Linked DNA regions of Mus musculus: all the other regions are linked to region 6. A link is a loop called in an ENCODE intact Hi-C map of the cell type or tissue named here. Cell type or tissue: left cerebral cortex. All regions are shown on one strand.

What was found. A loop is a pair of places that touch in the nucleus more often than their neighbours do. Peaks named below come from ENCODE experiments on the same cell type or tissue, not always from the same donor. Only the 100,000 strongest peaks of a DNase experiment are listed, where the experiment ranks them.
Region 1: it touches region 6 in a loop (2.7-fold over the local background); 2 of 42 quality-filtered maps call a loop at or near these places.
Region 2: it touches region 6 in a loop (5-fold over the local background); 4 of 42 quality-filtered maps call a loop at or near these places.
Region 3: a loop joins it to region 6, with 2.3 times the contacts of the local background. A loop is called at or near these places in 4 of 42 quality-filtered maps.
Region 4: it touches region 6 in a loop (8-fold over the local background); 2 of 42 quality-filtered maps call a loop at or near these places.
Region 5: it touches region 6 in a loop (3-fold over the local background); 2 of 42 quality-filtered maps call a loop at or near these places.
Region 7: it touches region 6 in a loop (6-fold over the local background); 10 of 42 quality-filtered maps call a loop at or near these places.

What each region holds. Positions count from the first base shown.
Region 1 is chr19:28,164,199-28,168,198 of GRCm38, forward strand. No RefSeq gene overlaps it. Among named protein-coding and RNA genes, the nearest start is that of Rfx3, 160 kb to the left of the region's middle. In left cerebral cortex, a CTCF peak has its summit at 2,015; a DNase peak (open chromatin) is centred at 1,922; H3K4me3 peaks cover 910 bases; H3K27ac peaks cover 546 bases.
Region 2 is chr19:28,766,006-28,770,005 of GRCm38, forward strand. All of the region lies in intron 1 of Gm35922 (a long non-coding RNA gene), which reads left to right. Among named protein-coding and RNA genes, the nearest start is that of Gm35922, 8.0 kb to the left of the region's middle. In left cerebral cortex, a CTCF peak has its summit at 2,433 (motif pointing left); a DNase peak (open chromatin) is centred at 2,353.
Region 3 is chr19:27,917,011-27,921,010 of GRCm38, forward strand. The region is part of intron 1 of Rfx3 (regulatory factor X, 3 (influences HLA class II expression)); the gene reads right to left. Among named protein-coding and RNA genes, the nearest start is that of Rfx3, 92 kb to the right of the region's middle. In left cerebral cortex, a CTCF peak has its summit at 2,208; no DNase peak of the experiment used is centred here; H3K27ac peaks cover 26 bases.
Region 4 is chr19:28,500,695-28,504,694 of GRCm38, forward strand. The region is part of intron 4 of Glis3 (GLIS family zinc finger 3); the gene reads right to left. Among named protein-coding and RNA genes, the nearest start is that of Gm35866, 140 kb to the left of the region's middle. In left cerebral cortex, no CTCF peak of the experiment used is centred here; DNase peaks (open chromatin) are centred at 2,099 and 2,431; H3K27ac peaks cover 244 bases.
Region 5 is chr19:28,626,494-28,630,493 of GRCm38, forward strand. The region is part of intron 2 of Glis3 (GLIS family zinc finger 3); the gene reads right to left. Among named protein-coding and RNA genes, the nearest start is that of D930032P07Rik, 50 kb to the right of the region's middle. In left cerebral cortex, a CTCF peak has its summit at 2,223 (motif pointing left); a DNase peak (open chromatin) is centred at 2,197; H3K4me3 peaks cover 213 bases.
Region 6 is chr19:28,007,537-28,011,536 of GRCm38, forward strand. It overlaps Rfx3 (regulatory factor X, 3 (influences HLA class II expression)), which reads right to left and starts at 3,630. Exons shown (of 17, transcript NM_011265.3): 1 at 3,436-3,630. In left cerebral cortex, no CTCF peak of the experiment used is centred here; DNase peaks (open chromatin) are centred at 2,468, 3,090, 3,324 and 3,712; H3K4me3 peaks cover 3,895 bases; H3K27ac peaks cover 1,666 bases.
Region 7 is chr19:27,448,836-27,452,835 of GRCm38, forward strand. No RefSeq gene overlaps it. Among named protein-coding and RNA genes, the nearest start is that of C030016D13Rik, 21 kb to the left of the region's middle. In left cerebral cortex, a CTCF peak has its summit at 1,793 (motif pointing right); a DNase peak (open chromatin) is centred at 1,822.

The DNA.
Region 1 (4,000 bases), 160 kb after region 6:
ATAAGGATGCAGGCAGGCCCAGCTCATCTTTGAAAGAAGATCCTTTGAGTCTAAGATGGTGGAGAGTGTCTTATAACTCTTAGTGGCTTCATAGCATTGTGACTTTGAGTTTGAAAGCAATTTGGAGACAACTTCCAATCCTTTGTGCAAAGCTACTCTTCTGCCCCAGTGAGCAGCTAGCATTATAAAGGGAGAGATGTTTTAATGTTAAATTTTCTCAGTCGAGATACATACTTTACATACATGTGAGAGATGAGAGGACTTCAAGCACGACATAAAGGTTTTAAAATGCAACGCTTCTAGAAATACTTGAAAATGGTATGGCAGAGAGCCTTAGGAATTTGTCCTTCAGCTACACAGAAAACAATAGAAATGTTTGGGCAACAGTAATATCATGACAAGCTTTTGAAAGACGGTGCTCTATATAGACACTTGCCACTAAAACACGATGAAGTGGTAAACACAGATAGAGTCTATAAATTAAAATCAAAACCGATTGGCTAATTGCAAAAACAAAGGTTAATGATCACGCAGATTAGTTTCAAAGTGGGTCACTTCTCAAATTCTTCTCACTGTTTCATTATTTCCCTTCCTCATCTCCTTGCTGCCTCCCCAACCATTTACTCTAGGGACAATGGCCTCAACCAAGATGCACCTGTTCAACATGCTTGAGGGAGGCAGAGACAGGGATGACCGCAGTCTGGACCAGAACGCGACAGGTGCATGCTCGGCTATTCTGTATTGGAACCATTGCCCGCCTAGTTCTAGGCTTTGGGTGCTATGGGGACTGAAGAAGGCAACTTCAACGACTCAGTCTTTGAACTCATGAACCCCTGTCAGGTTGGCTAAAATCTCAGGCTGCAGCTTCCTGGATCTCACCTGGGTGAAAGCAACTTTTCCCAGCTCTGCTGAAAATCAGACAAGAAAATGAGAGCCCCCTTCTGTGTCAGCCCGTGCTTATTCTAGTCTCGGGAGCGTTGTGGGGTTTTTGTTTGTTTGTTTGTTTGTTTTGATTTTTAAAAGTTAAGCTAGTTTTATTCGCGAGCAAAGCATTCTTTCGTTTGTGGTAATTAAAATGGAGGAAAGAAAGACAGAACAAAAAAGGTCCATCAGCGCAACAATGAGAATAGAGAGAGAGTTTTAAAAGCTCATCTAAATTCATCTAAGTGGAGGCACTACACCGAGAATGCTATCCCGAAAAAAAAAAATTCTAATCCTAGATTCAAAACCATAAACACCGGTAATTATGGTGGACAGCAACAGCTAAGATAGTGTATAAACGGGGAGTTCTACACTCCATTTTAAGCCACCAGGTAAATGTCATTCTGGGTGACAAATAAGCATTTGGGCGTCATCCCTTGTCTAATTGGATGCCTGGAGCATACAGTGAAAATGCACGCATTCTCCTTCCACCCTCCTTCGGGTAACAAACTTCATCTCCTGCAAGCTGACAAAATGCAGACTGTTTTTTGGCTCACAAGTAACCCCACGCTGGTCACATATAGCTGTTTAGAAAAAAAAAAAAAACAAGACGTAACTGCAGAAAAAAGAAAGAGCTCTTTCAGCTGGCACTTGGGAGGAACAGACAAGAGGCCACATCCAAATCCTAACTTTAATTTGGGTTACTGAACAAGGATGACTGACTGTTCACGACTCCCTCCGAACAACAACAGACACACATGTAATGTGAAAGCGACTGAGAAATCTGGCTGTAGGGAGGCCACTGAGTTCTCTCGCATCCTATAAATAACACCGCGCATGCTGAGAAGTCACTACCGAGCACATAGGAAAGAGTGCGCGCGCACACACACACGTTTCATCTCCACTGACAGAGAGCACCGAAGTGAGGTTTGTTTAGAGGGATACAGATGCCTGAAGTCTGTAAGTAATGCAGTCTGCAGTACAAATGAAGCAGGCACTCAGGGAAAATACCCTCTGGTTTCTGGAGAGCAGAAGCAGGCAGGGGCTACTGAGCTGAAACCCGTGGCTCCGGCTGCATCGCCGCAATGCAGTGCTAAGTTTATTCACCAGGGGTCATCAAAGGTCTGGGTTTTTCTTTGTCTACTTGTTGACACATGTACACTGTGTACTTAAGAACTCCGGAATGGCTCAGCATTGCTCACAGGGACATACATATTACTGCTCACCCCCGCTCCTGCCAGCACTCCAGCCCCCCTCACCCCTATTACAGAGCATTCAATTATTGTTCTCTCTAGATCTTTACCAACACATTACAGGTAGCACATCCACTAGACACATGAATGGAAATACCTCTTATAACTAAACCAACTTGTTCGTCACAGAGACAACATGCCATCAAATTCGATTTTCAATTATTTATTATTTATTTATTTTTAATTTAAAAAAATCAGTTAGCATGTTTCAAAGTTAGGAAGCAAAAGGCTGGTTTCGCTATTGTTTTCCAGACTGCAAGTGAGTTGTGACTCCATCTCTTAAGATTTCAATCACTCCCTCGGGGCCTGGGATCTGAGGTCTGAGCAGGCCCATGGGAGAACAGGCCAACATTATTTGCCCAGGTTGGCCCCATTAAATAGTAAAGAATGGAGAACATGTTTTCAATGATGATCTTTGGAACTGACCTGAAGGGCAAGGTCTCATAGGTCTTGGTGATGCCGGTTGTGTCTGGAGGGAACATTGCCCTTCGAGCAGTATAAAGTGCTTAACCTCGGCTTTCCTTAAAGTACCTCCTGAATGTGTCGAGAATGGGCCTATTGTGGGCAGTTTGATTCTTTCTTATCCACTCCTCTGAACAGACTAAATTACAACTCCGGAAAGCTCAAAGGTGAAATGTCCTTCAACCACGAGGAAGAGATTCTTCTAGATGCTTCCCAGGGCTGCACAGCTCCTAAGGACCCAGACCCTCCTCCTTCCCTGAAGGACGAAGGGCAACCGCAGTATGGAAATGGGGGTGTTTATCTGTATTCCTTTACACTACACTTAAGATGCAATATTGGAACACTCAAATTACCTGGTTTTAGCATGTAACAGTTGACAGTGACTTCCAAAATATAACTCAGTCCCTTCATGCCATGCTTTCTGAACACAAGGTAAGTTCTTTAAGTCGGTTGCAGGCAAAAATGGCCTGTACACTTAATCCTCTTCTCAAATGAGATGGAAAAAAACCTTACAATCTGAGGCTATGTTGTATTAAAGCGAGACACAGAATGGAAAGAAAGTTGAGTAGAACTAACCATGCAATTGATGCATTTAGCTTGCAGTCCTCTGCAGAAAGCCAGGCACCGAGATGCCCATTCCCGCTTGACAGTTTTGTCATCGATGCTGTAAAACGACAGAACACATGAGTGTGTGGGTGTGTCCACAGGAGAAGGTTTGCTCAAGTTTGTTATTTGGGGAAGGATTGTGAAACCAATAGAAGATGGGGGTGGCTAGATGCAGTGAGGTCCAGAAGCTTTGGAAATCTCCACTCAGCCCTAGGGCAGAACAAACATCCAAGCAAATGAAGCAACGGCCACAGTGGCAACAGCACTTAACTCTTAAGCTGTTACCTGGCCCCTTAACCTCAGGCTGTAATGTGGATTTTACAATCCTGGAAAAAAGTGAGCGGGGAGACGCAAGACAAGATTGGTTGCTTTTTATTTTCTCCTGGTATGAAAGATTTCTCAAAAGATGAACGAGGCAGGACTTACCCACTGACCTTCTTCTGTTTAATGGAAATCACATAGCCCAACGCCAACTCATGTGACAGCACCTCCTGCGTAAGCCTCCTCCAGCTAAATAGCACGGACAGTTATTTCAAAGTGACATTTACACTGTCAATGGGGATCAGAATGGCTGAAGGGTAAGATAGTGATCAAGAGAGGATTAAATCCCAGAACCAAAAGGAGGCAGATATCTGTAAAAGAGATAAGAACGCCTGGAGCTGTCCAGAGCTCTTTCTATATAAGCAGCTGGAGACAGTGCAAGTTGCAGGTGGCTTTACCAGCTGGTGTGTGTGTGTGTGTGTGTGTGTGTGTGTGTT
Region 2 (4,000 bases), 760 kb after region 6:
AAGGTCCTATATTTCTGCTTCCCACTGCACCTAAAAAAAATCAAGTAGCTAAGCAGAGGATGGGGTCAGGACGAGTCTCATCCTGCCTATGACTAAGCACCCCAGTGTACTAGCCGAGGTTAGTACTGTGGGAATTTCACTAAGCACCTGTTAGGAGGTGTGTCTTGGTTGGCAAGATTAGGACTGGGCTTTGGTTAGAAAAGAGAAGACAGTCCACCACAGGCTTTAGCATGTGAGTGGTGCCCTGAAGGGATGAGCAGGCACGTGCTGTTAAGCAGCTGCCCCCTAGCTAATGGAGAATAGCCAAGGACTATGAGCAAAGAGACTCGTGCATATAAAAAGCCAGAAAAAAAAAATCACATAGTGTTTGCACTTAAATTCTAACTGCTATGCATTAAAGAAAAAAAAAAACTTTGCCTCAAATTTAGAACTTTCCAGATTCAACTAATTTAGGGGACTGTCTGGTGACCAAAAGGGGAAAGACTTGCTGCCAGCCGTATTTCTTAGGGTTTCAGATCTGCTGAAGTAGACGACTTTCCTGGATACATCTAAAAATAGCTGGGAAGTGCGATATAGTTCTGCAAGTCCGTCTAGCCTCGACAGACTGCTGTTCTCACCCATCCCCTCATGCTCTCCCCTCCTCCCATCAGAGCAGTAGCATCGTCACTGTCCCTCGGAGCCTCTAACAGACAGTGAAGCCTCTGGGATAGTCACCTAGGTGTCTCACGCAGTGACCAGGTACTGGTAGGTCTCCCATCAATATTGGCAGAAGGCACAAAAAATGTACCAGAAAGATTAAAACAGTCTGATTATCCAATATCTGATTATCCAACATCTCAGAATGTTCTGTCACCCCAGGAAGACGGCTTCCATGTTTCCTAAGTTCCAAGCATTTGATAGCATGCTTACTTATGTGAAACTGGACTTTCCTGGTAGCGCTATGGGGCCTGGGGATGAAAATGGTGTTCTCAGATCTCATCTGTCAATGATGCCTTGCATATGAAGGCACTGTTGGGAAGATGGTGCTACCTTTAAATGGCGGCCACTAACAGGAGAACTATGTCATCTGGGATGTGCCCTCTAAGAGACTGTGGTACCCTGGCATCTTTGTGTCCTGGCTCTGCTGTGAACATATGCAGACCTGCCTGGCTGCAGACCCAAATCAAAGTGGCAACTGATCCTGGGCTGGAACCACTGTAAATGTGAGCCAAAATAAGTCTTTGTCTTTATGAGGTGATTGTCTCAGCAATCCTAAGCTTGTCTGAGATAACCTAGGGCTAGAGAATTCCTAGTACAGTGTGAGGATGTCAGTACACCATGACTGAATGGCTGACCCTATCTCGTGTACCCTTTACAGATACTTCCCACATCATCAAGCAAGGGGGACAAGAAGTGATGCTTTAATAGGGGAGTCTCTGCACACGAGCATGTCTACCATTGGATCTTGCTACTAAAATGCAGAGGAGACCAAAACCACCTTCCAACTGGATGTCAGCATCGTCAGGCATCTCTGCTCCAAGGGAAATTACCAACGGAGTTAGAACAATTCCTCTTTCTCTCTGTGTCCCAGTCCCCACTCTCCATACCCCTCTGAAGCAAAAAAGATGGGAAAGAGCTGAAGGTCAGCTTTATATTCTATATCCCTTGCTGTCCTGATCTTCCACTTTATGGTACATTTTAAAAGAACCAATATTGGGGTAACACACACACACACACACACACACACACACACATGCACACTATTGAGTAACACTGTTTTGTGATATTTTTTAACCTAAAAATACGTCTTGTGCATTGTCTAACTTGCTAAAAACATTATTCTATATTCTACTAGTTAGTGTCTGCAGCAGTCCTCTGGTATGGTCATTTCACCCTATGCCCTACCATTGGCGTTAAAAATGCTTCCAAATTTCCACTATTATGAATGATGCTATGTCCACTTTCTGCTTGATCGATCTTAAGTCCAAATCTTGTCTCCTGGCATAACATACTGCCCTTAGTCATTCTCCATGTTACAAAAATGAACTTCAGATCATTTCAGAGAGCTGACTCACCCACCCCCACCCCAATATGCCCTAGAGTCAGCCCCTTCTGAAAGGGAAGGTCTGCCAACAGGCTTGAAGGTAAAGGGGTTTCAGGTAAGCCCCACTAACTCTCAGCATTCAAATGACAAGTTTCTCCTTCAGCAGAAGCGGAGGCGATCCTCAAGCTTTTGTAAACAGAACAGAGTCCTGATGTTGTGGGGGTGAGAGGAAAAAATAGATCAAGTTACAGGACATGCAAATTTCCTTTATGCTTCGATGGGGGTGAGAAGAGTGCTTATATACTGTAGAATTTATAAAGACAAGGTTCCTCTGTGGGATGTGTAACAGGAGATGTTAGAGGGTCTCTGCTGGCTGATGCTCTCTCTAAGCTGTGCAATGGTACCATCTTGTGGCTAACACAAAAGATAACCAGCCGAAATCCCGCTTTCTATCCTGTGAGGCCATTAAGAATGTGCACACGCCAGTTTCCCACCTTTGAAAACCGTGTGCATAGGAAGTGAATGCTTAGAGCATGTTCTGTCCTCAACTAGTAACCACCAGGCAGGTCTGAGAAAGTTCCAGAATCTTCTAGAACACTAATATTTGACAGGAAAAAAACAAAAAACAAAAAACAAACAAACACGGGTAAGTATTTAGCTCCTGTGTTGGACACGATTTCAACCACAAGAAAGTCTGTTAGAAGTGCTGACTACAGTGACGTTAGCTTCTTGGTTTGATTTGTACAGAGGAGAGAGCATATGAAGCCAGGGTCATTGTCTGTGAGAAATGGGATGAAATTTAAGTATGGGGCTTAGGATAAGGCCTTATTATTGTTGTTCTGAAATCTGGAAATTTTGGATTCGTAACTGGTTTTCTTAAAAAATAATAACAATAATAATAGCCAGAACAAAAGAAAAGAGGAAAAGAAAAACCTTTGTGTGGGGGCTAGATTGATGGTTCACTGGGAGAGAGCACTTGTGATGTTGTGCAAGTACCAAGACCTGAGTTCCCATCCCTGGAGCCCACAGGCTGGGAGGGGTAGTGACAGAGGAACACTGAGACTTGCTGGCTGCTAGCCCATCTCCAAGTTCAGTGATATGCTCTGCCCCAGGGAGAGTAAAGAGGAGAGCGACAGAATAGAACATTCTATGCTCTCTGGTCATAGAGTGAGCATGTGGGTATGTTCATCTCCATGTGGCATGTGCAGGCACAAACATACACTCACAGATACACACAGATACACATACTCACACACACACACACACAAAGTGATGTGCGCTCTTCTTTAGTGTTCTCAGATATGATGCTAGTGAAGCAAATATTGTCCCTGAAGATAAGGTAAGAGGTTCAGAACGGTAGCTCCGTGTGTTCAAGGTTCTGGCTGGGTTCCATTCCTGGCACCAGAAAGTCAAAAAGTGGGGGTTAGGGGGATGGTGGTTGACAGGGAAAAGTGGAATGGCTCACAGAGAAAAAAAAATAACTATTTCTTCAGGTGTCAAACATTTCAGGCTTAGAGGAACCAAGGAGAACTGCCTGAGGCTGATGTCCTGAAAGCTCTCTTTCTGGGTAGAGTCTTTGGAAAGCCATAGTGGTCAGAACCGAGCTTAGAGCAGGACCCGTGTTTCTCTTTCTAAATGCAAGAGCAAGGGATGAAATCACAAAGGGACACTCGGACACATTTCTCTGTATCTGTGTCTAAATGTCATATGATAGAGCCATGGTTCTCAACCTGTGGGTCGCACCCCCTTTGAGGGTTGAATGACCCTTTTATAAGAGTCACCGAAGTGCATCAGAAAACAGAAATATTTGCATTATGATTTGTAACATTATCAAAATTACAGTTGTAAAGTAGTAAGGATGTAATTTCGTGGTTGGGGGTGGGAGGGCCACCACAACATGAGGAACTGTATTTAAAGGGTCACAGCATTAGGAAGGGTGAGAACCACTGCTCTAGAGGTTTAAACACTAAGCCAGAG
Region 3 (4,000 bases), 91 kb before region 6:
CTAGATTATCAGGAAGAGGGGTGAGGCAGCAAAAATCAACACATAATTGCAACCAAAATAAACAGGGAACAAATTTTGAATCTTCACTTGAAGGGAGTAAGTATAATTTCAGGGTGAGAAGGAAACCTTTTAAATGAAGTGCTTAGTGTAACAGCTTTTACAGGGTGCGCTTTTCACTGTCAAATTGCATGAAACGCTTGTGAGGATAATCGGTTTGGGGGTGTGTTGGGTTTGTTTGTGGGGTTTTGTGGCAATTTACAGGCTTTCCACAGCATGCACTAACTATCCTTATTTTGCAGTTCCTTCTATGTATTTATTGTGCTAACACTTTCATTTTAAAAGATTTAAAATCTCTATTGTGTGAGGGTAAATTTGAAACAACCCATACTGCTTAAATTCTTTAATGGTTCAATATGTTCTGTTAGACTTTATTAGCTTAAGAACTGTTAGACATAATATACACAGAAGTAAAGGATTTTAAAGCAACATCGAAACAAATACCTTACAAAAATTCTGAAGTATATGTAGTATTTATTATGATATTATCAAGTATTCCATTACAACTCAACAGTACTGTAATATTTACATATCTAAAATCACATGTAAGATATTACGGTTATGCCACACTTAACATGTGGCCATTTTTTTTACATTTACAAAAAATGTTTCTTAAACAAACTGAGTAAGTTAATTATAAAAAATGCTTTCTCTTTCATTATAAAATTTATTTCACACTGAATAGATTCTCTTACACTTAAAAGAACAGTATTTTCTTAGTTTTGAGACTAACTAGACACCCCTTCTTTTTTCTTTGCCCTTCTATTCTCTGCTGACCATGTTAAATAAAAAGGTTCCATACAACTAAGCAGTAGTGACAAGATAGCACTTCTAAATTGCTCTGGTATATCAACTATCAGTAATGCCATTTATTTTAGTTTTCAAGCTTTTTTTGAGGGGGGGGCATCCTGCCAACTACTTTTTGCATAAACTTTAGGGGCATAGTCATAACCTGAACGCTACAGACATTAAAATCCAGGAAAAGCCAAAACTATTGGCAACATGTGTAGTGCTCCCATTTGGGAAGAGAAGGAAGGGGAACCAGGAGCACGAGCTCATGCTCAGCTACCTAATGAACCCCAGCCTGGCTACATGGGAGTCGGTCTCAACAATACAAATCCATCACCTATTGGAAGGAGCACAGGGTCCCCAGTGAAGGAGCTAGAGAAAGGACCCAAGGAGCTGAAGGGGTCTGCAACCCTATAGGAGGAACAACAATATGAACTAACCAGTACCCCTAGAGCTCCTTGGGACTAAACCACCAATCAAAGAAAACACATGGTGGGACTCATGGCTCTTACTGCATATGTAGCAGAGGATGGCCTAGTCGGTTATCAATGGGAGGAGAGGCCCTTGGTCTTACGAAGATTCTTTGCTCCAGTACAGGGGAATGCCAGGGCCAGGAAGCAGGAGTGGGTGGGTTGGGGAACAGGGGGGGAGGGTATAGGGGACTTTCAGAGAGGAAACTAGGAAAGGTGAAAGCATTTGAAATGTAAATGAGGAAAATATCTAATTTTAAAAATTCTCTAAAAATATACAAATTCAAATTATTAATTTTAAAACAGGAAAACTATAATGTTATAGATTCTTGTATGCCACATGAACAAAAATGTTTCTTATCTGAAAATAATGCTATCGTCATGAAATCAAATCGCTGTTACATATTCTTGGCTTGCGCAGTAAGTAAGCTCTAGGGCAGACTGCATTACAGTCACTCCACAGAAGGTCAACAGTGATCTTTTATCACGGACAGGACTGTATTTGAATCCTAGGCTCAGAGAGCAGGGCAAAACAGGCTGTTTGGGCAATGGCCCTGAGTCTTAGTTCACCCTGGGGTTTATCTGCATCTCTACAGTGGAGGGTCTAATGGATCACTTGCGAGGAACGTTAGGAGTTGCAGATTTAGCTCAGAACATGACTCCAAGGCAATTCTATTTTTGTTTTCAAGTCCACAACCAGTAACTAACAGTCTAAAGGTAAGAAAGCCAATGTGTGTAACAAATCAGTAAGAAAAAATATTTATTTATTTGACTGTTTTTCTTCTTGAGAGTGCTCTAGAGTATTTTTAGAAAATAAACAGTTTTAGTAAAAAGTTAATAAAAACTGGAATGGATGAGAATGGCATTTCTGAAGCTGCTGTTCCAAATCCAGCCAGCTGGGGAAGCCTCGGGGCTGGAGATAGGACAGTAATTGCAGAAAAGACTCTACCAGATCAAACCCAGAGGCAGTGCCTGCTGTAAGTGCAGCAACCTCAGCGTGAAAGCACATCTGTATAGAGAAGAGACTTTAGGGTCACCTGAGTACTCAGAAAAAAATGCAACTTTTAGTTTTTTATCATTGGTGTTAACATTTTAGCAATAAATTTTCTTCCAAATTGAGCATTAATAATTAATACAGTGGCAAAAAACCAGTTTATTACTTAATGGAAGTAAAATAGAGAGCAATGTAAATAAAGAATAGTACAATTTAGAAATAAGACTCTAATGCATTTTTTGTAATGAACCTATAAATTCCACATTAAATGCATAAAACTTTTTTTAACAGTAAGAAAGCAAAACTAAAAACCATAAGAGCAAAGGGGGAAAAAGGAGAGAAATATCCTTACTTAGAAAACACACACATACTTCTGTAAAATGTGTATATTTACTGGAACATCAATTTTTTCAGTTATAACCCTTTCTCTTTTAATCGAAACTGTCTAAATGTCAAATTACTTTCCAAGAAAACTTGTTAAAGCAAAATATTGCACATATCTAGTAAATCTCTTTAATAACACAAATTCATCAAAAGAGTCACATTGTAAAATTTTATTAATACTAAGAATTAAATTTTCCAATATTATATAATAAATTTATTTTATAAATATTTCTATTTTGAACCAAGTATAGTATATCTATAGTACACTGTACTATTCAGTTCATACTAAGGCATGGTAGCTAGCAACATCTATGAACCTTCTAAGTTTGTGTGCAAACTAAAATGGCCAAGTGAACTGTGGAATCTGGTAATTCATTCATATGTGAAAGAAAGGTGCTGTTTGGACCAGTAACAAGAGCATGAAATAGAGACATGCATAACTGTCTCTGCACATCTGAAAGCTAGCTTCTAAGGGAAAAAATAAGCTTCTACTGGGTAGAAGTTATAAATGCACAGAACATTCTAAATATACAAGAGACAGAAATCATTCTAATCAGAGCATGTACTAAATAATGAGTCACATGTCTTGAACTTTTACTGTCTCTCAGAGGGGAACAAGCTTCCTAGCAAAGCACTATACTGTCATGCTAAATTTGTCTTACCATGCTAGAGAATATGTTAAGAAAATGGGATCAATGTCCTTTAAAAGTCCCCTACATTATATTGTATGTGCCTGTGAAATACACAATGTAAAATATATAGTCTCGAATTAATTTCATAGCTGTATTTTCCTGTATATCAGTATTTTATAAATACATGCTAATTAAGACATATTGCTGTTAAAACAAACATAACCAAAATAAAATTCTTGGGTAGTATTAACTACCTAATGTTGGGGTTTAGTCTGGTGCTGTTATGTATTCAAATGCTAAATTTTGTATCCTAAGAAATGGTTGTCCCGCAGATGAGAGAAATCTCATGTCTACCACTTTCCGTTGTGTATACCTTGCTCCCCTATTTAAAGCTATTGGTTAAAGAAAAGTGGCTACGGTCAATTACTGGGGAAAAGAGAGGTAGGCAGGGTTTTTGTTACAGAGCTGGGGGTTAGAGGTAAGGAACACAACAGAAAAAGAGAAGGAAGGAGGAGAGAGAAGGGGAAAGAAAACAGAGAGAACGGGAGGTTTCCATTAGATGTGATGGGCCAGGAGCACATGCCAAGTGAAATGGCCCCTGAGGACAGGCAATAAAGCAGAAATAACCCAGGCAGGACTTGGGGAACACAGCTACAATTAACAGTCTACCATAG
Region 4 (4,000 bases), 490 kb after region 6:
AGGGTATCATGCAGGCAGCAGTTTCAACGTGGTACGGCTTATCCGTGCCGATTTACTAACATCTCACTGTATACAGCCATGTGTGCTAGGAAGAAAACTTCTAGGTTCCTACCAAGATTCGGGCATAAAAACAAAATCGGTTACATCCCCAGTTCCACAGCCAGGAGAACAAAGGCAAAGGCATGAGGTGCAAACCTGCGCTTCTTCCCCTTAGAAATAAACGTTTAAAGAAATCAAAATCCTAAACGCTACATCTTTTTTTTTTTTTTTTGAGGTGGGGTGGGCAAGACATACGCCAGTTTGCTCAAGTCTTGAGGGAGAAGGAAAACAACCTATCTTATGAGATTATTAAGCTAACACTTCAGCAAGCCGCGGGCATGCTACTCATTTATTATACAAAACTGAGATCTCTGACAGTCCATAATTATGTGCTGCGAACTCTAATGAATAACTCGGCATCAGAAGGACTCACGAACTTTGATCAGTGTCCCGAGAGGCAGTGGGTCAAGATGAACCTTGAAATCTGATTAGCATCACCCATCCCTGTCCTGCATTCCAAAAAGACTATTTTTTGCCGCTCCTGACTCTTCACTTGGCTATTTCAAAGCATAATTCTGTCAGACATCTGAGAGCAATTAAAACAATATTAGTATTCACTTTCGAAACAGACTGAGGATGGAATATGCATGATTTCCTTCTTGTTTCACAACACCTCATTTGGCTCCTAAGCCCATGGTCATATTTTTAAAAAAAGTCCCATTTTAGAACCAGTACTGTATCCGATGAGTTATGGGCTGTAATTTGTAACTCATCCTCTGCAAAATGCCTATGTTTTCCTATAAAACACCAAGGTCTCAAGTAATGCTGTGTATAAGCTGAGTTATCTATATACCTTTTCCTCTGTTGCCCATTATTTTAAGACATAGGATTCAGAGTAAACTCTGATTTAATTGAAAATGGATCATTCAGAAAGGAATAGAACCATGATAGAACCATGCGCTTTTGATTCAAGGCATGCATGTGTGTGTGCATGCATGTTTTCTGTGTGTAAAACACATGTTCGTAGTTCTAAATGTCATTAAGCAGCAATGGCAAAAACGTGCCATTGCTGCAGTCCTTGCTGCACTCAAGGCAGACATTACTAAGCGATACTCTACTATTAACCAAGGCTAATATCTACAATCCTGTCATATGCCTTCAGCTGCTACAGGAAACATGGGTTTAAAATCATTTCAGAAACCCTATGTCCAGCCCTGAGTTTGACTTAGTATTAATGAATGTTTGAAATAGGTAAAGATATTAGGGTTCATGTTGTTCAACTGAAGTAAGGAAACTGAGAAATGACAGCATCCACACGATTTTTAAAGGCCACACAGACAAACGCCAGGATTTCTTTCTTTGAAATCTACATTCATTTTTCTTGGTATGATTTGTGTCACTGAAGATACATGCAAGGTTTAAGGGAAAAGGAGCTCAGAGAATTAGCTGGTGTGTTTTACAAGCCAACTCACCCCCAAACAAATGCTAAAAGGGGGGAAAAGAGCCATAAAACTCACTCCCTGTGAACTTGTGCAAGGTCAGTGTGAAGGTCACAGGATCTTGCCACACGCACCATTTTGTTTTATCAACACTGTCTGATTTCACTTGCTGATTCATGCAGTAACCACAGCGCGCGCGCGCACACACACACACACACACAGACACACACACACACACACACACACACACACACACACACACACACACAGACAGAGAGAGACAGAGACAGAGAGAAACCCTTTCTAGGGGATGACGGTGCCCATATCTGACCACTCTAGATTTGTTTCTGCTGCAGGAGATCTCCCGGCTCCCCCGAGGCTCACAGAGGATCATTCTGAGCCAGACATCCAGGGTTCGGGGTCCAGTTACTATGTACACGTACAAAATACAATGGTCCCTCCAGTAGGTTGAGCTTAATAAAACGTGAGTGCTTTTAGTCATTAGCATTAAGATAGACAGAGAGACAGAGTGGGGACATATTCCAGTAGTAAAGCATTTGCCTTATATATGGAAAGTCCCCATCATCACAAGAACAAACACCCACAGAACAATCCAAAGTTGTTTAAGAAGAAAGAAAAATCAACTACAAAGTCTTCCAAACCCAGCAGCTCATCACATACACACACTAGAGAGAGAGAGAGACCTTTCTAGACTCCCCTGAAATTTCAAGCTCTCCTAGATATTTTTTCTCTAACTTGAAGAACCCTTAATAGAAATTGGGAGGGGGGTGGAAAGGTAGGGCCAACTGCTAGTGCTCTGATACAGAAGCCTCCAGCAGGTTCTCGGTGGCAGAGGAAAAGAGCCACAGGAAAGGACTTCACCCAAGCAGACGAGGAGGAGCAGCTGGGGAGGAGGTGGAAGTGGGTGACAGAGATAGGGAGCCAGAAACAGAGCTGTGAGGAAGAAGGGGAAAAAAAGGCTGAGCATCGAAGGGTGGTGGTTAAAATAACTCATGGTAACAGAGTGCTCTTTGTTAGCATACACTGCTCTTTGTTATCACACATTACGGAACGTTATAAACAACAGAAGCCGTACGGCGAAGCTGTACAGCAAGCTCTGAGCGCCGGTGACCTAACAAGCTCTCTGGCTCCTTCCTCCTGCACAGCCACGCTGTTTACAGAACACCACGGTAGGACTGTGGCTGCTAACTGGTACATCCCTGTCCACTCAGAGCAACGGTCCGTGATGCTTGGCACCATGTCCTCTACAGAAGCCTTCTCCATTCCTCCTACCCATGTTAACATCAGAGGAGGCAGGCAGGCCTGGGCCCATCTGTGATGGGGAGCATCACATTCTATAAGCAAAGAGATGCAAACCTTTATGGAACCTAGTTCTGAGGAAGTCCAAGGAAAATGATATGGGGTGGATTTATATTCAACAGAAATGAGAGGACAGCTTGCTAGGGAAGGCAGGGGACAGACCATGTTCCGTGGCAGAATGTCCCTGGAGGTGGCTCCACCGAGCTTTCCCATCTCCCTACCTTGACTCCTCCTTTCAGGCTTCAGACTATCAGCATCCTCTTGCCTCCTGGGGCCTATTCAGCATCACACTAATCAGCAACCCAGGGGTGAATTCACCAAACAGGTAACTTGAAGAGAGGTCTCACCAACTCTCTTTCTTTTCACTATCTGCCTCAGAGCCAAGAGTGAGAGTCGGTGTTCCCCGACTTTCCTTGGGACTCCACTCTGCCATTAACTTCCTGCCAAAGTCTTTTCTCCATAGAAATCAAGGCTACTTCTCAAGCCTAACGTCAACAAACTAACACCACGGTAGCTACCCAGCTACAGAAGTGCTCAGCCACGGAGGAGGAGGCACTCCCGTGTTCAGTTCTGGCCACACTCACAAGTTCACTTGACTCCTGTCATTCCGGTACTCTGGAATCACTTCGGCATTCTGATGGCTTTGAAACTGACCAGTTTAACTGCTGACTTCTCTGTCATGTTCTCGTATCACTTCCTAGGCTTCAGTTTGGGAATACTCTGTTCCTCTGGACTGCCGGCTCTTTCAGCAGTAGAGCGTTTGTCTAAACTCAGCTGTCCCTGCTCAGCAGGTCCACAATACCTGAGGTGGAGGGTGTCTTCATCTTCAGAGCCTGCCCATTGCCTTCGTATGCTCACTCAGGCTTGCCTGCTTCTACTGCACGCAGCCCTTTCTGTACCCTGGCCAGCTGCTAAAATAGCAGCTGTCCTAGACGATGGCAGCTTCTCTGTCCCAGCCTTCACGTGGCGTTAAGAACTTTCCTTCCCTGAGACAACTGCACTATGTGCCCCTACTATGTCTGTATTACATCATCTACTTCCCTCCACCCTTTTTTATGGCATCTAACCTTTATAGGATCATAAGATTACTGTCTCTAAATGTGTGCCTGCATCTCTAGACATTTATCCATCACTGAATAGATCCTATTCAAGCATACATTTTCTTTTTTGTCAAGTTTACTTATTTGTTGTATGTATATGAG
Region 5 (4,000 bases), 620 kb after region 6:
TCTATTAGTTAATTAGGTAATTAGGTAATCCTTACTAGGGTGGGTTTCCTTCCTCAGTTCCAGAAATGCACGGCTGAATCAACCAGGTCATGTTATGCTACAAAAGTTTTGAAAAGTTAAATCTAAAATGATAACCTTGAACGAAAAATTAGAAGAACTACTCAGGGTATCAAGACTGTTGCTGTGATAAAATACCCAACGCAAGACCATTTACAGGAGGAAAGGCTTATTCAGGCTTTGTGCCAGATAAGCCCATCACTGGGAGAAGCATAGACGCAAGCAGGCATGACAGACAGAACAGTAAGCTAAATGATCTCATTCTCCATCACAAGCAGAAGGAATTGGATCTACAGTGAGGTCGTAAAACTCTTAAAGCCTGACCACAGAGAGGGTCTTCCTTCAGCAAGGTCACACCTCCCAAACCTCTCCACACAGAAAAACTTAAGCCTGTGAGGGGTATTTCTCATTCACACCGCAAGCGCCACAACTCCAGGATTCCATGGCCTGTAATAAGTGCCGCTGCACCACTACCGTAACACAATGTATAATGTGAGACAAGGCCAGATGTGTTGCCCAATGCTGGTAAGCCTCGACCTTGGGATGCTAAAGCAGGAGAGGTCTCATGAGTGCAAGGCTGGCTTTGGCTACACAGTGAGCTCAAAGCTAAAGTGATGCATAAGCCCAATGACCTGAGTTCAGATCCAAAGACCCCATGGGAAAGCTGGCTGCAGTAGTATGAATATATGACATCTCGGTGTCATGACAGAGATGTCACTGGAGGTCTGCAGACCATCTATGCTCGGCTAAGAAGCAGTAACCACCAGAGAAACTCTCTCAAACAAAGTCGAAGATGAGGACCAACACTCAAGGTTGTCCTCTGATCACTACTCGGGCGTGCCCTTGAGCACGCATACACACTCAGATGCTCACAATTCAGTACACAGCTGTGGTGTTTGGTTCTGTTCCTGAGATTCTGACCACCGACTAAATAATTAGCTTGATACTTGAAGGAGTCACTAAATCTAAGAGCCAGGTACTTGGCACACAAAGAAAGAATCAGAGGTTTTAGCACAATGCTACACAGCAGAGATACCTGGGACTCTTGTAGGATCAAAGGCCCCGTGAAGACAGAAATCCACAGGAAAAATCACAAGACCAACTCAAGGCGTGACACCGGGTGAAAGCCAAGGAGGTGTGTACGAATTGCCTTCGGGAGGGAACAAGCAAGAGAAGCTGTGCTGATCCAGTTCAAATCAAAAGCAGTAGAGCTCTGCTCACTGTTTCCAACATCTGCATGATCCTGGGGATGGATACAGAGTCACGTCACATCAGATGTTTGCACATGAATCTATCTGCCACCTCACCATCCCTAAGGCTCTGTGTGTGTGTGTGTGTGTGTGTGTTTGACCCAGGAGAGCTTGTTGACAACATGTTATAGATTTTTTGGTTTTTGTTTTTTGTTTCTTAATTCTGAAGCTGAAGAATTATTCTCCCCATACTGATAAAGAACAAAACGGAGAACAGCCAGGACAATCGCCTACTTATGCAGTAATCAAAGCCTTGTATTGCGAGGCACAGAAATGAAGGCGAATTCTGAAAGGCAAATTAGAAATTGGTGGAGGGAATTTCCAGGTGGCAACGAGAAGAAAGGGAAAGGATTGCTCTCTGCGGCTAATGATTCTATCTGAAGAGCTGTGTTTTAAATGTTCATGGAGGTCTAGGCCCACGCAACAGGGAGCACAAGGGAGAACGGGTTAGCACAGAGACCAAGTTGAAAACCAGTGAATGCCAGTTAGACAGGCTAAGTCCTAAGAATACACAGCGCCCCATGCAACGGTCAATCCATGGACGCGTCACAAGATGAAATTTCCCACAAAATCATCTCTAAGAGATATGCCTGAAAAGATACACTTCATGTACATGCTAGCTGTACTGACCGTCACTGAATATGTGTGTGCTAACTAAATGTCTTAGCTCACTAAGTGACTGCTACAAACACAGGCTGGGGTGAGAAGAGCGAAGCAGCTTCGAGCCACAGGTATCTTCCTACAAAGCGTTTCTTAATCTGCTCTGGATGTATGCATACAGGTGCCAGCCCCCAGGCTTACGGCTAAGCACATCTTCGCTCTTAATAATCTGTGAATACAAAGATAGGAAATGAAAAATGATCGTGCTTTCTATCTCGACACAGCCCCAATACAGAAATTACTGGTGCCACCTATTGTTGAAAACACAGAACTGAAGGGCTAACTACCATCCTGAAACTGCAGTTACCTTCCTCAACAGGAAGGCTCAAACTCTGCCTGCTGGGAGAACCAACCAACAGCCAACTGTGCTCAGATAGAAAACAAGCATAGCATGTCACGAAGCCTGTCCACTTTTGCATAATGATTTGTTCATAACTATAACCTAGCAATAATTAACTTCTTTACTGAAGTGGAAAAAAAAAAAAAACACGAGGCAGCTTTGCATGGACTGGTGGCGAATGAGTTATGAAATCAATTGTTGGGTGCAAAATGGTGTTGTGGGTGGTGTGTGCTAATGCACTGCTGTCTATGAACAAAGGGAAGATACTCATGTCTCTATAGAAGTTCTCAGAGAAAGCATGCAAGAAGCCAAGAAAGGAGGATTATGGGTTCAAGACTAGCCTGGGCTACTCGGTAAGCATTCTAACCTCAGAAAGAGAGCAAAAGGCAGAGGGAGGAAGGGAGGGAGGGAGGGAGGGAGGACGAAGCTTGGGAGAGAGCTCGATCCATGGTAAAGCACACACACCAGAGGGCCTGGCTTCTATCTACAGAACCCAGATAAAAATGCCCAGAGAGTAACCTATGTTCGTAGTTCCAGTGCTGGAGAGACAGAGACAGGAGGACCCCCTGGGACTTGATGCTGGACCAATTTGGCCAGCTGGTGACCTACAGACCAATGAGGGACTCTGTTTCAAAGGAGGTAGTCACTGGAGGTTGCTCTCAGTTCGAACTTACTTAAACACACATGGTTGAGTGCATACATGTGAACGAACACACACGCAAGAAATTACTCAAAAAAAAAAACAAAAAACAAAAAACAAAACCCATCAACTATAGTATAGTCATCACCAGTGACAAAGGCTCAACCATTGGAGAAAACTACAAGACTCAATTCACTCAACTCCCTTTCTCTCCATACAGAAATGTTACAACACATCCATATTTCTGGACTAAAGTGGGAGTGGGTGGGAGGGTATGGGGGACTTTTGGAATAGCATTGGAAATGTAAATGAGGAAAATACCTAATAAAAGTATAAATAAATAAATAATAAAATTAATTTAAAATTAGTACTATCTTTACTATAACAGCTGATTTGAAGGTACTATATCTGAAAGAAAGGAAAGGAAAGGAAAGGAAAGGAAAGGAAAGGAAAGGAAAGGAAAGGAAAGGAAAGGAAAGGAAAGGAAAGGAAAGGAAAAAGAAAAGAAAGTAAGTCAACAGCTCTAATGCTGCCTAATTATCAAGACCAAAAGACAAAGGGTTGGGCAAGGAACACAGCTTGTCTGGAAGGGCAGGCAGGAAGGTGGTGTGGGTCATCACCTGACTGGAAAGGAGGCCTGGAAGCTTCCAGAGCGCATGCTACCCCTAGCCTAATGTGTACTCAAGGTACATTTCGAAGTGCCCTGAAGCATATATATTCTCTTCAGATTTATTAAGATATGAAAAAAGATAAAAACATTTCCATATTAACATTTGCTTTTCTAAAAGCTTTCATAGAAAGTTTTTATTACAATATTATTTCTGATTTTAAAAGAATAAGGAAGAAGGAAAGGCTCTAACAACTGATGAAGCTTTTCAGCTATTTCAATAACAACATACATGAGAGCTGAGAAGGAGTTTATACTTGAGTACACATCATATCAAATGTCACGTCTCTTGAATATTGGTTCATGAGAATAATTTCTGTAAACTTACTTATTTCTTAATATCATTCTCCTTAACTTAAGATAATACTGACATTTACACTGAAGGT
Region 6 (4,000 bases):
GGAGACTGACACCTGTTTCAAGCAGCCACCTGTCTCTAACAAGCTAAATTTAGTCAAATCCACTTAATCTTGGTTTTCCAAAATAAGGGAACACTATGCATCTGTGAACAGAAAAGAATTTAAATTCTATTTTGTGATGACAACTGGGAATATATACCAGAAGAATTAAAGAGTTAAGGCAAATGATTCAGTAGGGCTAACTATTTTTAATGTAACTGCAAATGAATAGAGGACACTTAACCAAACGCTCAACATAAAAACAGGTTAGCAAACTTCATAATTTAAAAGTTGATGTATTTCTTATTCTTGTTTCTTATAATATAGTCTCACTAAAAGGATCACTAAGTCATACTACTAGACTATTTAGGTAAAAAATTAACTCTTCCCACATATCTGATATCATTATCCATCCTTCTAAGCTTAATGTGCAACCTGAATTTTTTTGCTTTTCAATTGCTAAAAAAAAAGTGCCTCAATTAACTTGTAAGTTTTTAAAAAAGATTTCTCACTATTTCACTTATAAGCTATAAACCTGTGAGTATCTCCACAGGATACAAGATTATTTGAATATTGGATAAATAATGCAATATTTTAGACATTAGGCATAAGACTCTCACACCATGGGAGCACTGTGAAATAATGGAGAGCTACTAGGAATGCATTAATTTCTTATACACATATAAATTTACTATACCTATTCTCTATACAGTTTAATAGAATTGTGTAATAGACAATCATATATGTGAATTTTGTACACTGGATATAATTTAAAAAGACAGAGATAGGCATCATGGCATACTCTGAGCTACAAATATTCAGCTACTCAAAACATTATTTCACATGTTTAATTTCAAAGCATGATTATGTTCACAGATTTCTGTTAGTCTAAAACACTGAAAACAAAGAATGTCAATGCATAGTACAGTCCCTCCTAGGAAAAATAGCACAGAAAAAAAAAGTCGAACTAAATGGTACTTAAATTTGTATTTAATTTTAAAGATAAATTGTTATAACTCTAAGTTAATCAATCCACTAAACTATTTTATTTTAAAGCATCTCTAATATCAACTCTTAAAACACAAAGATTTGCTTTAAATGGACAGGCTACTTAACATAATGCAATGCCACATTTGCTCTCAAATTAACTTGTGAATGGAAAAAACTAAATTAAACACATGCTTGATGAGTGAAATGACTCTTAAACACTCTTGGACACGACAAATAAAATATTAATCTAAGACATTTTAATATATACAATCTACTCAGCTGAAACATATGTGAATGCCATTAAGATCTAAAACTGTCCCAAGACAGCAAAACTCCTTTTAACTTCAGACCCAGGAGCTTTACCATCGAAAAGTGTTCAGGCGTTTGACACTCATCTGAACAAAAAAGAGGAAAAGAAGAAAAAGAAAAGAAAGATGAAAAGAAAAAAGAAAATGAGAAGAAAAGAAAAAATAAAAGTTAGTATTTGAAAATTGCAAAGACAGGTTGGGAATGGATGAATAAATATAAAGAATGCTGAGAGATCCAAACAGACTTCTTTCAGAATCAAATCTCAGCTTCATTTAAAATAACAATCACACGAAAATGAATTGAAAAGTAAGGTTTTTCCCAATCCCCCAACTCTTACTTGTTTTACAAAATATTAGCCTTAATGGCATTATAATTACCCAACCTCTCCATTGACAATCTCAAGAATAATTAATACTGTCACATTATTCACAGGCTGCTCTGTCAGTTAAATCAATAAATGTTTGCTGTTGGAAAGATTATTTAAATAAGCACTTTAAAATATGAATTGGAAATTTCAATGTGCCACTATAATAGTACAATCTATTTGTTTTAGCTCACAATCATCATCAATTTTTTTCTGATAACCTATTAATTGTTATGCTGAAAATGAGCAAATTAAGGATCTGCAAAGCCAGGTTCTAATCAAGACGATACTACTTCATAACTGGTAAGTATTCAGATCTACAAGGGCAACTATTTCCTCTAAAGAAACACTTTAAAAGGAAGTTTTTTTTTTCTTCTGAACAGGTTTAAATCATTGTCCAAAGAAAACCAAAAAGTCAACAAAAAAGAATATGTTAAGTACACACATGCCTAGATCTTAACAGCCACAAAGAAAGTGAAATATACACACGTTTCAAGTTGAGAAGCTTCATACATTCTTTATGAACAACTTGACTTCAATTTCAACTCTCCAAGGGAAAGGAATAGAGATGAAGATGGGAGAAGGAAAAAAAAAAAAAAAAAAACTCTCAAAGTACCATAACTGTCACAAATAGCGTTGTGAACTGAGTTCTCACAAAGCTTCCTTATATCCTTTTCCTGTTCATCACAGACAAAGTCTAAACCACAATGAAAATTGTTAACACTCTCCTGTGGGGAGGGAGGTGCATCAAAGTGAAACAGAACCTCAGGACTACCCCTCCCATCTCCACATGAAGGATAAAGCGCTGTCAGTAGCCACTAACCAAAGTAGCACAGATGCCCTGCATCCGGTTTAAATCACAAGCACACACACACACACACACACACACACACACAAACCCGAAAAGGGGAGGGGGGAGAGAGAGAGAGGAGAGGGAGAGGAGACAGAGGAGAGACAAGAGAGGAAAGAGGAGAGAAGAGAAACAGAGAAACAGACTTAAAAAAAAAATCTCTCAAGAGCAGCAGAGGCCCCCTAGTTTCAATGTGTGTGCAAATGGGGGGAAGGGGGGAGAAGACTGCTGAATGGATATTAAGACTGTTTGCAGCACAAAGAAAAATACAGTTTTAAAAGAAAAAAAAAAAAAAAGAATCCCGTGAGGCCAGTGATGGTCAAATAAGTGCAGTCCGTTCAGCAGCAGGCACAGAGGGGCCGAAACGAAGGGAGCGGGCTTCGGGAAAAGTTCACCGAGGTACCAGGATAAAAATAACAAAACCCCCAACAAGGCCCCGCAAGTGAACAACAACCACCACAGCGCAGCACCTTTTGGGGACCCCCCCTGCTCACTGCTGTCTATTTCGATTTGGAAAGCAGCAGCCACCAGGCAGCTTTGCAAAGCAGCGAATTAAAGAAAGAGAGAGGGAGAAAGCGAGCCCCTTCTCTCCACCTGCCCCTCCTCCTGGGCGCCCGCGGACCTGGGGGGGACGCTCCAACACCCGCGACGGACAGCGGCGGCTTCCTAGCCCGCTCGCCCCGCAGCCCCGGCTCCCGCTCCATCCCCGAGCGCCGAGGCCGGGCGGGCAGGCGCGCGGCGCCCACACCCCCGAGCCCGCCGCGCGCGGGTCCATTGTAAACAAGCCCCCGGGACCGAGCCCCTCAAGCGGCCGCAGCCGGTGTCAGGAGGGAGACCCCGCACAGCCACGCTCGCTCGCACACACGAACACACGCACGGACACACACGCTCCCACACACATGTAGAGAGACCGAAGAATATTCACCTTGGCTGTGGATTATTGTGGTGTTGTTGGTGGGTGATGGAGATGGTGGTGGTGGGGAGGAGGAGGAGGAGGAAGAGGAGGAGGAGGAGGAGAGGAGTAGTTGTTGTTGATGGGTAACAGTCGCCAGGACTACGGTGACTATGGCGCTTGATTCACAAGGCAACGGTTGCTATAACTCACAAAAGAGAGAGAGAGGGAGAGAGAGAGGGAGCGAGGGAGAGGGAGACACTCGCGCGGGGAGGGGCGGGGGGGAGGGAGGAGGGGAGAGGGCGGGCCCGAGAGCGCCGGAAGAAGCGGCTTCGGCGCCGTGACTGACAGCTCGGAGCCCGGGCGGGGGGCTGCGGTCGGGATTCCGACGTCGGTTTTTCCCCCGAGGTGCGCTTTAAGACTTGGCGGGCCCGGGGTCAGGGCGAGTCTGCCTGGAGGAACGGGACGGAGGACGCCGGGGAAAGCTGAGGGTCTGGAGGCGAGGGCTACTTTCCGTCAAAGGAGCCCCGCCTGCCTCTGCCGCCAGCTCTGTGCCCAGCCGCCCCGCAGCCGCGAGAGGAAAAGCGCGAAGCCAGGG
Region 7 (4,000 bases), 560 kb before region 6:
TGGCCATCTTCCTGACAGTCCCATCTCCCCTCTCCTACTTCTTGCGATGTCTCCAAGGCACTAGGACATCCATCTTATCTTAGAGTCTCTCCTATCTTCTTTGTTAGCTGTGTGGTTAATATTGATTGACGAGATCTAGAATCACCTTGAAGGGCAACCTCTGGCATGTGTGCTGGATTTTTTTTTCTTTTTCTTCTTTTTTTAAAAATATTTTTATTAGGTATTTTCCTCATTTACATTTCCAATGCTATCCCAAAAGTCCCCCATACCCTCCCTCCCACTCCCCTACCCTCCCCCCACTCCCCCACCCACCCACTCCCACTTTTTGGCCCTGGTGTTACCCTGTACTGGGGCATATAAACTTTGCATGACCAATGGGCCTCTCTTTCCAGTGATGGCTGACTAGGCCATCTTTTGATACATATGCAGCTAGAGTTAAGAGCTCCGGGGTACTGGTTAGTTCATAATGTTGTTCCACATATAGGGTTGCAGTTCCCTTTAGCTCCTTGGGTACTTTCTCTAGCTCCTCCATTGGGGGCCCTGTGATCCATCCACTAGCTGACTGTGAGCATCCACTTCTGTGTTTGCTAGGCCCCAGCATAGTTTCACAAGAGACAGCTATATCAGGGTCCTTTCAGCAAAATCTTGCTAGTGTATGCAATGGTGTCAACGTTTGGAGGCTGATAATGGGATGGATCCCTGGATATGGCAGTCTCTAGATGGTTCATCCTTTTGTCTCAGCTCCAAACTTTGTCTCTGTAACTCCTTCCATGGGTGTTTTGTTCCCAATTCTGGGATTTTTTTTTTCTAAAACAGGTTAATATTGGAAGACCTACTCTATATGTGGATGGCATCATTTGGTGGGGTGGAGTCCTCGACATAGGTAATGAAACAGAAAATGAGTCAAATACTCATCTTCCCGTGCCTCCGGACTGTGGATCACATGCAACCAGCTCCCTCAAACCCCTGCCACCATGGCTTTCCTGCGTGATGGGCTACACCCTCAAATCCTGAGCAGCTTTTTATTCATTTCTTCTTCCCTCCTTCCCATCTTCCTTCCTTAAGTTATTTGAGAAAACAATACACTAGCCAAGCTGCTTCCTGGGTCTTCTTTGCTTTCCCCTTCATTGCTTCACCCAAAGTCAAAGTTAATGTCACCCAAATCCCAGGAAGGATGCTCTAGTTGCCAAAAGCCAGTTCATTCCAGTAGTTAGAGAAACAGAAAAGTCCTTTGAATCCCTACATCATTCTACTTAAAACATCTCCTTAACGTCCAGGCGCTCCCAACTCGCCATCTCCTACCCCGCTTTATCTTATTCAGGGCTCTTAATCTCATCCTAAATTTGAGTACTTACCTTACTATTGTCTGTGTCGCCCCAGTATCACTGGGGACAGTCATTGCCTGTCATAGGCTCCGGTATGTAGTAAATGTTCAGTTAATACTGGATAAAGGAATTAACAGATTGGACTGGAATAGGGGTGCTGGCAACTCTTGAATTTCACGTTTACAATCGTTTTAACTATTGCCTTTCATTGATACTGTGAACATAAAAGCACCATGGGTCAGTTACATGGGGTTTGATATAACAATTCACTTTCCTTAGCACAAATACAAGTCCTTTAAAAGCCATTTTATTTTACTAAAGTGTCTAGTTTATTATTATGCACAGGGTACATATGCTAATCATTTTATTTTCATGCCCTGAGGTCTGCACGGTTAAGGTACGGCTTCACTGGGACACATGTGTGGGAGAATCACACAACAATCGCTGGCAACACTCCTGAAAAGTGTTAGCCTGGACACCAATGCCAGCAGGGGGCACTAGCAAGCAACCACAGGGACAAGCCCAGCAGAGTAACTGCATTTTCTATCATCTGCAGCTTACTGGATTGGTCTCACATAGCAACACCATCCATCATTGATTGGAAAGCTATCCTAGGACCTCACAGAAGGCATGCTCCCGCAAGCATGGAGAGATGCAGCCCTAACACAAGCTAGGCAAGTGTGAGCATCTTAAAAATAACAGGCCCAGGTCATTCGTGTCTTACCTGCTTTTAAGATACCTACCTATCCTTCCTACAACCAGCCAGTCTTCAGACTCACACTGGCATTTGGATTTGTTTGCATTAAATGGGTTAAGGAGAACTGGGGTACCAGTGTGGGCATCTTTAGAGTACCCTGAACAGAGAGGTTTAGCATCTATAATGTAAAAGGTGACAGCCCCTCAGGGCCAGGTAGACAAGGAGCAAAGCTGTACTCTGGTTCAAACACAGTAGTTTTAAAGTAGATACAAACTGCATCACTGGAAGAAGTATAGAAAATATGATAAGGATGAGGGATGCATATAGGAAGTATATTGTGTATACATAAGAGTATATTGTGAAATTGATCTAAGTCTGGATATGGATTTAAACAGATACATAAGAGGCATGGCTGTAAATCTAAAATTATTTGGTTTAATGAGCTATTACTTATCCTGATATTAATTTACTTCTTGTAAGGCTGACATAGCATATATAAAAAGGAAAAGCGAAAGCAAAGGGTTACTGTGTGCTTGTAAAAGTTCCTTCATTTTTGAGAAACTTAATGACTCCAGAGACCAATACACTGCTTACTAAGGATCCTACAGTGTCTATTTCAGTTACTCTGGAGGATATTGACTTGTTCCCATTGGAACCCTATCATTTTCTGCCCCCATCCCCCAGATTTTTGAGCTATAAGTATGAATCTCCCAACACAATAGTTTTTTTTTTTTAAACATATATTTAGTTTTTTAAGCAATGGGCCCCGCAACATTAAGACGTTTTCTATCTGTCCTGTTCTGTTCAACATCTGGGTATGAGAATAGATTAAAACAGATTGTTACATGTAGCTTCTATTTTGTGGCTAACCAAAGCCATAACATAGTACAATATCAACTTTACCCTGACGGACACCTTTCCCAGGGTGGGGTTGTTTTGAACAACGTTGTCCTGAGCATCTTCATGCATCTTCACACAGAATATGGAAGAGTTGAGAGAAGCTGAGTATTTTCTGTGAAATCCAGCACTCTTTGCATGCATAGTCGCTGATCTGCCACTGCTGCCCACAAGCATCCGAGAATGACAAATCTTTCAGTCTACTAACAGAAACAGGAACCAACCTGTTCAAAAGTACTGTGCAAAATTGCTTGGAGAATAAAGAGGTCATTTTTCAAGTTGCCTCGGGTATGTCATGGATTTTTGGTCTTTTATGTTTATAATGTCTAGGGGTTTTTTAACCTTTTAATTTTTATTTGGAAAATATTATACATAATATTATATATATATGTATACATATACACACACACACACTATATATACATATATAGTGTGTGTGTGTGTGTGTGTGTGTCTGAGATGAGAGGACTGTCTCACACTGTAGCTTAGGGACTAGAACACACTGTGTGATGGACTAGACTTGGGCTAGTAGCAAAAATCTTCCTGCCTCATCTTTCTGAGTGCTGAGTTTATACTCATAAGTCACCACACCTGGGCTTATACATCTACATTTTACTGTAGTTTAAAAGACTGTGTGAAGCGACCTGGGAAACTAGTGTCCACAGCAAGAAGGGCAATGTTCTCTGAGCCTCCAGTGTCTCCATGTGTCTACAGCTCCCATTGCTCCAGTTTACACTTAGTGTTTCCTCTTTTCTTTTCTTTTCTTTTCTTTTCTTTTCTTTTCTTTTCTTTTCTTTTCTTTTCTTTTCTTTTCTTTTCTTTTCTTTTCTTTTCTTTTCTTTCTTCCTTCCTTCCTTCCTTCCTTCCTTCCTTTCTTTCTTTCTTTCTTTCTTTCTGTTTTGTTTTTCGAGACAGGGTTTCTCTGTGTAGCCCTGGCTGTCCTGCAACTCCCTTTGTAGACCAGGCTGTCCTCAAACTCAGAAACCTGCCTGCCTCTGCCTCCCAAGTGCTGGGATTAAAGGCGTGCGCCACTATGCTCAGCTCTCCCCCTTTCTTTTCTTCTACACATAAATGTGCATCA